Linked DNA regions of Homo sapiens: regions 1, 2 and 4 are each linked to region 3. The links are chromatin contacts, found by Hi-C or POLR2A ChIA-PET in ENCODE. All regions are on one chromosome and are shown on one strand. Each heading gives the region's core, a stretch centred on a gene start or an enhancer-like site at or near the end of the contact. The rest is flanking DNA. Distances are from core to core; before and after follow the strand shown.

Region 1 (2,707 bases), core at 49-2,548, 280 kb before region 3:
ACCACAATGCATCATAGGAGAATTAAATACATACACACACATATACTCACCTTATGTACATATACTCTGTGTGTGTGTATATATATATATACATATTTCCCATTCAATAACTGATTTCCTTTCTCATTTATAAGCCTGATGAGTATAAATGTGTTAGGAACAACTTGTACTTAATTCTCGTTTCTCTCTGATTTAGTCCCCTGAGAATGCCTCACTTTCACATTGACATCAAAATTTCCATCATTCTATCCTGGTCTCAATCCAAGTATTTTTTTGATTAGTGTCTTCCTTGGAACTTCTCTCCACCATCCTGCCTTTGCCTCATATTTTCCTCCTCATCTCATTTATCACTGACCAAGTTATAGGGGAAAAAATTCAAGAGTTCTATAAACTGCTTCTTCTAACTTCTGTTTTACTGATCTCTAAGCTACATGATTCATTAGTTTGCCTCGTCCTTTATCAATGCCTGCTTGGATTCTTCCTCTTCTTCTTCTTTTATTTATTTATTTGTTTATTTTTTTGAGACAGAGTTTCGCTCTTGTTGCCCAGGCTAGATCGCAGCGGCGTGATCTCGGCTCACTGCAACCTCCACCTCTTGGCTTCAAGTGATTCTTCTGCCGCAGCCTCCTGGTAGCTAGGATTACAAGCGTCCGCCACCACACCCGGATAATGTTTTGTATTTTTAGTAAAGACACGGGGTTTCACCATGTCGGCCAGGCTGGTCTCAAACTCCTGACCTCAGGTGATCCGCCTGCCTCAGCCTCGCAAAGTGCTGGGATTACAGGCGTGAGCCACCACGCCCCGCCTTTGCTTGGATTCTTCTGAAAAGCAACCTTAATTAAATGTCCATTGTTAGCAGGACACGTAACCAAGATTTTAAGACATGTTTGTCTAGCTCTCAGGACCCTCTGAATGCTGACACATTAAGATAACGCCTGTGTGAGAGGTATGTTACTGAGCTTCATACATGGCTCACACTAAGGTAGGGTGTGATTTTAGCAACACGCAAAGAACCTGCAAGACGAATATGAGTTAGACATGGAGCAACTGCCAGGCAACGTGGCATGTTCACCGCTTAAACACTCCATTTCATTCCAAGGTACCAAAACGATAATAGACTTTATTCTAATTGGATTGTCTGCAATGAGCCAATTTAAGTGCTAAATGCTGCGAATTATTCAGCCTGACATAGCAATGCACTGATGTGAGCCACTGCAGGGCAGGAGGTTTGTGGAACGTGTGAGTTCCCAAAGCATAATGAGGAGCCGAGCGTCTAACTTGGCAGGCCTCCACCGTACAGATTCATATTGTCTCAGCAGCTGCAGGGGACGCAAAAAGCATTGGCGGCCACCTTGACCCAAAACGCATCTGCCATCAGCCAGTAGAGCTGATTCCGTAGCATTCCAGTCCCCACATCGCTAGGATGAAGAGAGGTCGAAGGCTTCAGAAGAAAACAGCTCAGAATGCAAGGAAAAATTATCCACAAGAATGGGCATCATTCACCATCAATTTCGACTTATTATTTTGACATTTTCAGAATGTTATAATGTTTAAACTTAAAAAGGCACTGGGTAGGATTTTTATCAAGAGTGATTAAAAGCTTGAGATCTGTAATGGAAATGGAGCCACCATATACCAGTTTGCTTAACCCAAGACAAATTATTTAATATTCCTATACCTCAGTGTCTTCATTTGAAAAATGGACATCATAATAGCTCCTATATGCTACATGACTGTTATGAGGATAAAATAGATTTTGAACATGTATGAAACCTAACACATGCAAGCAATTAAAAACATATAATGATTAAAAGATAAATATAATAATAACAATAACAGATTTAAAGAGAAACAATCGAATAGGCATCTATGAAACTCCATTTTTAATCTAAATTATCATGATCTCATGTTACAGCACACACAGAAAGGTGCCTAATTTGACAGTGAGATTTTTTTTCTCAGCACAGTTTTGTCACAGCTTAACCTCTAGAAATCATTTATTTTAAAACATACAAGGTGGGGAGTAGGAGGTTAAAATAGTCTCTTTGGTGCCATCTAACACGAAAATTAGAATTTTCAAAATCAATTTATAACTATGATAATCTCATTACTAAAATAATTTTCAACACCACCCTATGTCTGAATCAAACTATATTTTCATTAAATAGTGTAGCTCTATACACACACACACCCAAAAATAAGTCTAGAATCCTGTGAAAAACTCAATTTACAAATGCCAACAAAGAAAAACATGCAGCCAACTTTTAATGTTTAGGCTCAAGAGGAGACTGTTTCCTCAGCTTCCTGACTAAAGTTTAAATCAAAATGTCTTACATGGCAAATGTAACTGACTGCATTTGGGCTAAGGGATTTAAGTGCTGTAAGATTCATATCTAATTTAATAGCACTCTGTATATTTTTATGCATAAGAATTAAAAGCAGTTGAATAGTTTACTTGACTACTTTTCCCTCATCTGTGCAAAGTGACCCACACCCAGACACATTAATTCAGGAATGGGCTGCAATTATTTGTGCTGTTCAGCCAGGAGTTATAAAATGCAACTCAAGCTGTCTTAAACTCAGTGTCACTATTTGGGATTTCCTATAGTATTCAGGTTCAGATATTTGACTTTAAATCAAGTGATATTATGATGCTTTGCAAACACCAATCTTACCCTCTGTGATTGCGTCTTCTTGCTGAAGAATT
Region 2 (2,700 bases), core at 15-2,514, 280 kb after region 3:
ACTGTCTTCCATTATGATTATGTGTGTATTTCTTCCTCTCCTTTATCCATCTTTGAGGGCTAGGACCATGCTAAAGTATCTTTGAATGAAAAAACAAGCATAGAATTTATGTATTAGTTTATTAGATATATATATCTGAGTATTCATTGTATGTCAGGTCCTCTTCAGTGGTAGAACAGAAGACCTACAGTCTAGGGGAAGACAAGAAAAAGGGCCAGGATAAAGCTACATGATAAGAAGTCCACATTAATTGATTAGAATAATACTTGCTATACATAATGGTAACTCATAAGACCCTTCAACTTTCAAAGAATAAGTTATTTTGGCTGCACGATAGCATTAGATGTATCTTACAGAATTTAAGAGTTTATACATTGGTAGTGCAAAAATAAGGTATAATGTATAGATATCACTGGAATTTGGGGGCCAGATAACCAGTGGTTAACTGTGTTTTGATCAAAATGATGAATTAGTGTGAATTCACAGGACTCATTTGTATGGCTATTTGTCTGGCTACTATATATTATAAAAACCCAACATATAGATGTCATGAGCTGTAGAAGGAACTAGATAAAGAGAGCCCATTTAACTTCAATAGGAAGGTGTCTAGAGATTAATTTTAGCACTTAGTGTCATTATGACATGTAGAATGCTGTGTTGAATAAATCTAATGGATTTTAAAGTATTTTTTAGAACTTTGACTTAATTATGATTTTCCTGGAACTGTGTAAGGCTCCTACTGTCAATATGCTAAGGTAACACTTTAGAATGAGAAAATAAATTTTCAGTTGAAACGTTACTGCCATCCATTAGACATGGAAGAAGCAGCTGTTACCACACTGCCAAACCAGGGTTATTTTTTGAAAAACACTAGTACATGCTGTAAGAGCAGAAAGTAGAAAATTACAATGCCATTTGAAAAAAGAATACCCCAACAACTTAAAAATAAACACTTTTACGTAGATGTATATATTAGTTATCTCTGGCTGTATGACAAATTACCCTCAAGTTTAGCAGTTTAAAACAACAAATATTTATTATCTCATAGTTTCTGTGTGTCTGAAATCTAGGAACAGATTGGATGGGTAATTCTGGCTTAGGATCTCTCACAAGATTACATGGCCAGGGCTGTAGTAATCTCAAGGTTCAACTGGGGCTGGAGAGTCTTCTGACCTCTCTCGCATGGTTGTTGTCAGGGTCCAGTTCCTCATGGGCCGTCAGACTGAGACTCTCAGTTCCTCACTGGCTGTTGGCCAGAGGCCTCTTTCAGTTTCCTGGCACATGAGCCTCTTCATAGGGCAGCTGGCTTCCATCAGAAAGAGCAAGTGGGAGAGCAACAGACAGCCAGGCAGAACTCCCAGTCATTTTTTAACCTAATCTCAGTGGTGACATTCCATCATTTTCATATATTTTATTCATTAGAAGTGGGCCACTAGGTCTAGTTTGCCCTCAAGGGCACAAGAGCATGAACACTAAGAGGAAGTAAACCCCAATTTTTATCATATTTCATTATAAGAGGAAAACAGGCATAACAAATCCAACCATTAGAGAAGCACCCTTCATTGGTAAAATATTTGTTGAGTGCCTACTATGTGCCAGCCATGGAGGATATGATAGTTCAAAACCAGCAAATTTCCCTGCCTTCATGTAGCATACTTTCTGTAGGAAATAAACCATTAGAAAGCATACTATATAGTGTCTGGTACACAAGGCTCTCAAAAGATGTTAGTTATTTTTTTTTTTCAGGGTAGATGGATATCTCCCCTGTCCCAGAAACAGAGCCAAACTCTCCAGTCTGTTGCATCTCTAATCCTATTGTAGACAAATATGATTTGTTTAACCAGAGCAGAAATGGCTTTTCTTTCACTTATGCTTGAAATAGGCGATTCATAATAGTTCACAACACTACACACTTGTAACTGCCTTTCTCCCATTTGTGTTTTTAAAGTGGTCTTTGTCAGAAAAAAATATAAATAAAAACACTAAAGAGTCCCACGGAAGTAGCTGTCCTAGTAGGTTTCCTGCAGCGCCGTGCTGACCACTGTATCCTTTTGCATTACACATGCCAAGTTGACCTAACGTCTTCCAGCTCCGAATTATTTTAATTGCTTTTTTTCTAGATGCATCTTTTCAGTCTCTCAAGGACTCTTTAAAAAATGGCTTCTTGAACTACAAACAAGATTTCAAATGTGTGCCTGGTTCTGCCAGGCAATTCTGCAGTTGCTTTCTCTAATTAATATTCCATATCTCAAAAAAACCGTCTCAAGATTTTAATTGACTTTTGTCACCCCCATCTCATTCAAGTACTGTGCTGGCCATCCTCGTACATTATTAATAAACCATGCGTACTCTGTGTGTTTTTTCCCTGCTGCCTGATGTTTAGTTCTTTCTTGAACTTTGTTTTGAATGACAATTGAAGGATAATTTATTGTGCTGGGCTTCCGACACTAGTACGGTCAGCTATAGTTTGCTGTGCTAATTAGGAAAAAACTGTCAATCAAAGAAGTTATTCACTTTAGAGAGTAGACATAGCTTCATTTGTCTTGTACATAAACTCCTTCATACGGTGTAGAGCTAACTTCCTATACCATTGAGAGAAGTATACTAACAAAGCTGAGTTATAAAATATTTTTATAGAAATATTGATTTAATCCTCTCAGGTTTAAAAATAGGTTTCCAAAATACAGTAAAAGGATAAGA
Region 3 (2,745 bases), core at 231-2,730:
CTGGCTAGCCATATGCAGCGGAATGAAAGTGAACACCTCCCTTTCACCACATATGAAAATTAAGATGGATTAAAGATTTAAATGTAAGATCAGGAACTATAAGAATCCTAGAAGAAAACCTAGGAAACACCATTATAAACATCAGCCTTGGAAAAGAATTTATGACTAAGTCCTCAAAAGCAATTGCAATAAAAACAAATACAGACAACTGGACCTAATTAAACTAAAGGGCTCTGCACAGCAAAAGAAAAATATCAGCAGAGTAAACAGACAACCTTCAGAATGGGAGACAATATTTGCAAATATGCATCTGACCAATATCTAATATCCAGAATCTATAAGGAATTTAAACAACTGAACAAGCAAAAAACAACCTTATTAAAAAGTAGGCATGGCAAGGCTGGGCACGGTGGCTCACGCCTGTAATCCCAGCACTTTGGGAGGTCAAGGCAGGCAGATCACTTGAGGCTAGGAGTTCAAGACTAGCCTGTTCAACATAGGGAAATCCCTCTACCCCAAAAAAAAAAAAAAAAAAAAAAAAAAACTAGCCAGGCATGGTGGTGTGTGCCTGTAGTCCCAGCTACTTGGGAAGATTTTTTTTTTCAATTCTATGATAATCTAAAAATAAAATATTCCCATTTATGAACAACAAGCCAGGCAAGAACCCTGATAACTGGCAATCAAAAGAGACTTGCATGTAAACCTTAGGTTTACCTTATGTTTGTTGGGTTTGGTACAATTCACAGGGTTCTTGCAAGGTGCTTTCCCCTTTGAAAAGGGGTCTACACATTACTTAAATGGAGAGATGCTGCTCTACAGCAAGGTCCTGAAATTCTGCTTAACATAACAGGAAAAAAAAAACTACATACAAATATTAAATATCCTTCTAGTGGGTGCTCTTAAATACTAAAAAGAAAAAAATCAGTGTCATTTCTATATCAGCATCTGAAGAGAATTAGCAAGAAGCCTTTTTGGTTTTTATAAGGCCACTTGGGAATACCTGCAAATAATAACTTTGTACCACGATTTGGAAAACAGCAGTTGAAGAGTTAACAAGTCTAAGGACAACAGACTCCTTTTTAAAAGATAACCAAGAATTTTTTTTGTAATTACGTCCTTAAAATTCCAAAAGTGAGTCACAGTTCCAAGTGATAAGTGGAATCCGATTATCATGCTAAGATTACACACAGTTCTCTTAACGAGATCCAGTCTGAATAAATAATAATTCACAGACATGAATGGTAAGATGGCTATGCTCATCTCTCAACATATCACTCACTTGGTCGGTGAGGTTCTCAAAGGGCTGGGCTGGGTTTGTAGGCAGGAGTTTCCTGGGCAGCAGAGTTTAAATGTGACTGATATCTCTGTTTCTGGTGCATGGCCAACAACGATAAACACACACACACAAATCCACAGTTGGCAACACTGGTGAGGACAGAGGCGTGGAAGCAATGCGACGCAACCCCGGTGGACTCCTAAGAAGTCTACAGTTCCCGCAGGTGTGTGCTCCGGCATCACAAACAACTTCGCTTCCGTCTGAAACTGAAACCTGAAGGGAACAAGCCTTGGAAGGAACAGAAAGCGTTCTGCTTGATCTGCACAGTCTCAGTTTTGACATTCAGAAAGCCACAGAAAGTTCTCTGGCCTCTGTTTTCATCCTTGAAATCCAGCCCTTACCAACATGCCCAGCACATGATGGTGTATTGTGGGGACTGCTTCACTCAGTCCTCTCAAAAACCTTATGAGGTTAAGTCCTTCTACTATCCGCATTATCCAGATGAGAAAATTACCCAAGTTAACCTTCAAGTCATTTGCCAAAGGTCATTCTGATAATAAGTGGGACAAGAGCCAGAATTCAAATTGTAGTCTGAGCTGCTGGATGTCACAACTAACTACCTGACCAGAGATAGGCAACTGACATGAATAATTCCATAATGCCAGGACATCTTAGTTCTGGTACAAACATAAGGATTTTTAGAATTGAAAATATTGCATATGAATATAAAAATGTGTTAGTCCGCCAACTCCACACAGAACAATGGCTAAGAGAAGACTCTCTTTCCTCCACAGCAATAAGCTATGTGGCAGAGAGGCCACACCACTCAGCAATCAGTATACTGATCACTGACATGGATGAGGACAGAGAATGGAGATTTAACCAATTGGCATAGTACCCAAGGTTGAAATGAACAAATCATATGATCAATCAAAGAATCAAAATTTCAAACTTCCAGCAAGGCGGAACCAGACTAATACCAACAGTATGAGATTTTACCAAGTAAAATACTACATGAGATTAATCAAAAAATCATCACAGTGCAGGAGCAGACAGAGCAGTGTTTCATACAAAAAAAAAGCATTTGAAACAAATGTTTAGATCAGCACTATTCATGATAGTCAAAAGTGGAAACTACCCAAATACCCATAAAGAAATGAGAGTATAAACAAAATGTGGTATATCCATAGAGTGGACTTTTATTTGTCCATAAAATAAATGAAGTATTGATACAACAAGGCTGGGCGTGGTGGCTCACGCCTGTAATCCCAGCACTTTGGGAAGCCAAGGCAGGCAGATCACTTGAGGCCGGGAGTTCGAGACCAGCCTGACCAACATGGTGAAACCCAGTCTCTACTAAAAATACAACAAAAAAAGTACTGATACAACAAGATAGATGAACCTTGAAAATATTTTGCTAAGTGAAAGAAGTCAGACACAAAAGGCCACCTATTAAATGAAATGTCCAG
Region 4 (2,778 bases), core at 71-2,570, 260 kb before region 3:
TGTGGCACATCTACACCTTGGCATATTACTCAACAATAAAACAGAACAAACACTGATATACACAAAATGGATGAGTTCCCGAGAATTATTCCAAGTGAAAGAAAAGCAATCTGCAAAGATTAAATATTGTATGATTCCACTTATGTAACATTTTTGAAGTGACAAAAGCTTTAGAAATGAAGACAGATTAGAGGTTTCTAGGAGTTAGAGATGGGAGGAGGGAGGAGGTAGGCGTGGTTATAAAAGGGAAACATGAGGGATCCTTATGGTATTGGAACTGTTCAGTATCTTGACTGGGATAGTGGATACATGAACCTACGCAAATGACAAAATTATATAGAATTTATACACACATGCACACACCTACATAATGCACATAATAAGTATAAATTAAAATCAGGAAATCTGAAGAAGATCAGTGGACTATATCCATATCAATATCCTGTGATATACCATAGTTTTACCAGAATGCTACCTTTGGGGAAACTAGGCAAAGTATATAAGTGATATCTCTGTATTATTTTTTACAACTGTATGTGAACCTACAATCTGAATAAAAATTTAAATTTAAAAAGTGCAGGTTGATAGCCAGAAGAGAGAAATTACATGGTGAGAATCCTGAAATATAAATGGTATCACTTTCAAATTTTTAAAGAGAACCAACTCTCATCTGCAGCAACAGGTGACATCACATCACTAAATAGGAAACTTCATTTTTTATCACTTGTTTCAGCCCCTAATCACAATAAAACTTAAACTGCTACCAAGAAGCCCAACAAACATATTTCGAAACACAAAACTTGACTTTCAAAAATAAAATGCCCTCCTGGTGATACTTTCAAAGTCAAAAGGTGGCCTACTCTGTCTTAAGACATGTGGATAATTGCTCCTCAGTTTCTAAGGTCAAAATCCTATACATTTATATGCACAGCATGCGATTTTACAAGCTCGGAAACCTGGAGCAAATGATTAGCTGAACTGTAAACTTAATCACTAGCAAGATAGGCCAGCAGATCTAAGAAAAAATAAAAAGACAAGGAGAAAAGCATTTTAATAACCATGAAGGTACTCTATTCTGTTGCTAAGCAGGAAGTTTACATGAAAGGGTGTGAGGTTCAGCTCTTTGTGGCTACTTCCCCTAAAAGTACGGTCCAAGAAACACCCTGCATCAATCACTTTCCAGATCCCTTGGCTCCCAGCCAGACCAACTAAGTCAGAGTAATGCTTGAAAAAACCACTGTGACAAGCTATGAAGTGACTCATACGCATGAGTTTCAGAAGCCCTGTTAGAACACTTACCTGTTTATAATTTACTGCTGTCTTCTTCCTGCTGAGGAGTGATTCTCATCAGGGATCCATTCTGCCCCTAGGGGATGTTTAACGACGTCCATCTGGAGACACTGGTTGTCACAGCTATGGGGGCAGAGGGCCCAGAGATACTGCTAACCATTCCACAATGTACAAGATACCCTCCTACAACAAAGACTTATGGGGCCCCAAATATCAATGGTGCTGAGATTCAAACTCCTGACAGAGAGGGATGCTAGCATTGCATTTAACAAAAGGATCGCTAACATACAATTAAAAAAAAAAATAAAAGCAAGATTAATAACTTAGAGCTACTAAGTGGATCTGATCTCCAAGGGCAAAGGTAGCTGTTACTCCCTTGATCTTCTCAAATCTGATTCATCCCAAGGAAGAAGGTTTTCTTTGTGACCATGTTTTAAGAGCCTCATTGCTGGAGCCATAAAGCCCAAGTTGAAATCACAGTTTTGACACTTAATATCTAATATCTGGGTGACATTAAGTTAGGCGATTACCTTTAGTAAGTCTCTATTATCTGTAAAGGGGAATTAATGACTGTTCTTCACCCTAAGAGCTGTTAGAAAAATGAAAATAAATAAGAGATGACTGTCAAAAACCATAGCATGGATCCCAAAAATAAATGTTTTGTTATTACTAATGAACTCTTTCCAATTTTTACTCCAGTCTTTTTATTTCTCAGCTGCCAACAGAGTAAACCATCTTTTTCAGATTAAATTTGGTTACTCTTTTAAATAGTTTCCAACTCCTCCAGCACCAGATAAGATAAAAGCTGACCTTTTTTTTTTTTTTTTTTTTTTTTTTTTTTTTTGACACAGAGTCTTGCTCTGTTGCCCGGGCTGGAGTGAAGTGGCACAATCTTGGCTCACTGCAGCCTCCACCTTCCAGGTTCAAGCAATTCTTTCGCCTCAGCTCCCAGTAGCTGGGATTACAGGCACGCACCACTACACCCAGCTGATTTTTGCATTTTTAGTAGAGACGGGGTTTTGCCATGTTGACCAGACTGGTCTTGAACTCCTGACCTCAAGTGATCTGCCCACCTCAGCCTCTCACAGTGCTGGGATTAGAGGCGTGACCATTTCTAATTAGCCTGTAAACTTAGTGCCAGCTGCTTTCTCTGCAAATAACACCCCCACCACCAGCTTCTCTATCAGTCCCAAATACTCTCAGGTAACAGACAACTTTAACAAGGAGGAAACCACCACTCCTATTAGCCCAGTAGTAAGTGACCTGACCAGCACCAAAGAAATGTTTGAAAGATACATCCTTTAAGAGTTGTTTGCATAAACGAAATGTTTCTCTTAAAAGTTCCCTAACCATACCAACTGGATGCCCCCGCTCAAGAATCCAAGTCCAATCAACAAATATTTATTATACACCACTGAAAGCCTGATGATAAAATGGTGAACACACAGACGTAGCTCCTGCCCTTAATAATCATGGTTTAGAAGAAAA

What was found. Hi-C counts contacts between places; a loop is a spot of excess contacts on that map. ChIA-PET counts read pairs that join two places held with the same protein, here RNA polymerase II (POLR2A). Pooled maps may share reads with other maps.
Region 1: a map of GM12878 shows a loop between it and region 3 (2.1-fold over the local background). The contact joins two enhancer-like sites. A Hi-C loop is called at or near these places in 2 of 168 maps with a recorded cell type or tissue (GM12878 and sigmoid colon). POLR2A ChIA-PET finds 5 or more read pairs at or near these places in 1 of 52 experiments (WTC11).
Region 2: a loop to region 3 is called in a map with no recorded cell type, with 13 times the contacts of the local background. The contact joins two enhancer-like sites. A Hi-C loop is called at or near these places in 4 of 37 single-sample maps with no recorded cell type and 2 of 50 pooled maps. POLR2A ChIA-PET finds 5 or more read pairs at or near these places in 1 of 52 experiments (AG04449).
Region 4: a loop to region 3 is called in a map with no recorded cell type, with 14 times the contacts of the local background. The contact joins two enhancer-like sites. A Hi-C loop is called at or near these places in 5 of 37 single-sample maps with no recorded cell type and 4 of 50 pooled maps. POLR2A ChIA-PET finds 5 or more read pairs at or near these places in 2 of 52 experiments (H1 and WTC11).

What each region holds. Positions count from the first base shown.
Region 1 is chr3:61,915,747-61,918,453 of GRCh38, reverse strand. The region is part of intron 2 of PTPRG (protein tyrosine phosphatase receptor type G); the gene reads right to left. Among named protein-coding and RNA genes, the nearest start is that of PTPRG, 360 kb to the right of the region's middle. Within about 2 kb of position 1,298, at least 4 of the 41 ENCODE cell types and tissues checked have a DNase peak (open chromatin) inside an H3K27ac peak, as active enhancers do.
Region 2 is chr3:61,357,160-61,359,859 of GRCh38, reverse strand. All of the region lies in intron 3 of LOC105377114 (a long non-coding RNA gene), which reads left to right. Among named protein-coding and RNA genes, the nearest start is that of FHIT, 110 kb to the right of the region's middle. Within about 2 kb of position 1,264, at least 2 of the 41 ENCODE cell types and tissues checked have a DNase peak (open chromatin) inside an H3K27ac peak, as active enhancers do.
Region 3 is chr3:61,636,391-61,639,135 of GRCh38, reverse strand. All of the region lies in intron 1 of PTPRG (protein tyrosine phosphatase receptor type G), which reads right to left. Among named protein-coding and RNA genes, the nearest start is that of PTPRG, 76 kb to the right of the region's middle. Within about 2 kb of position 1,480, at least 16 of the 41 ENCODE cell types and tissues checked have a DNase peak (open chromatin) inside an H3K27ac peak, as active enhancers do.
Region 4 is chr3:61,893,658-61,896,435 of GRCh38, reverse strand. All of the region lies in intron 2 of PTPRG (protein tyrosine phosphatase receptor type G), which reads right to left. Among named protein-coding and RNA genes, the nearest start is that of PTPRG, 330 kb to the right of the region's middle. Within about 2 kb of position 1,320, at least 16 of the 41 ENCODE cell types and tissues checked have a DNase peak (open chromatin) inside an H3K27ac peak, as active enhancers do.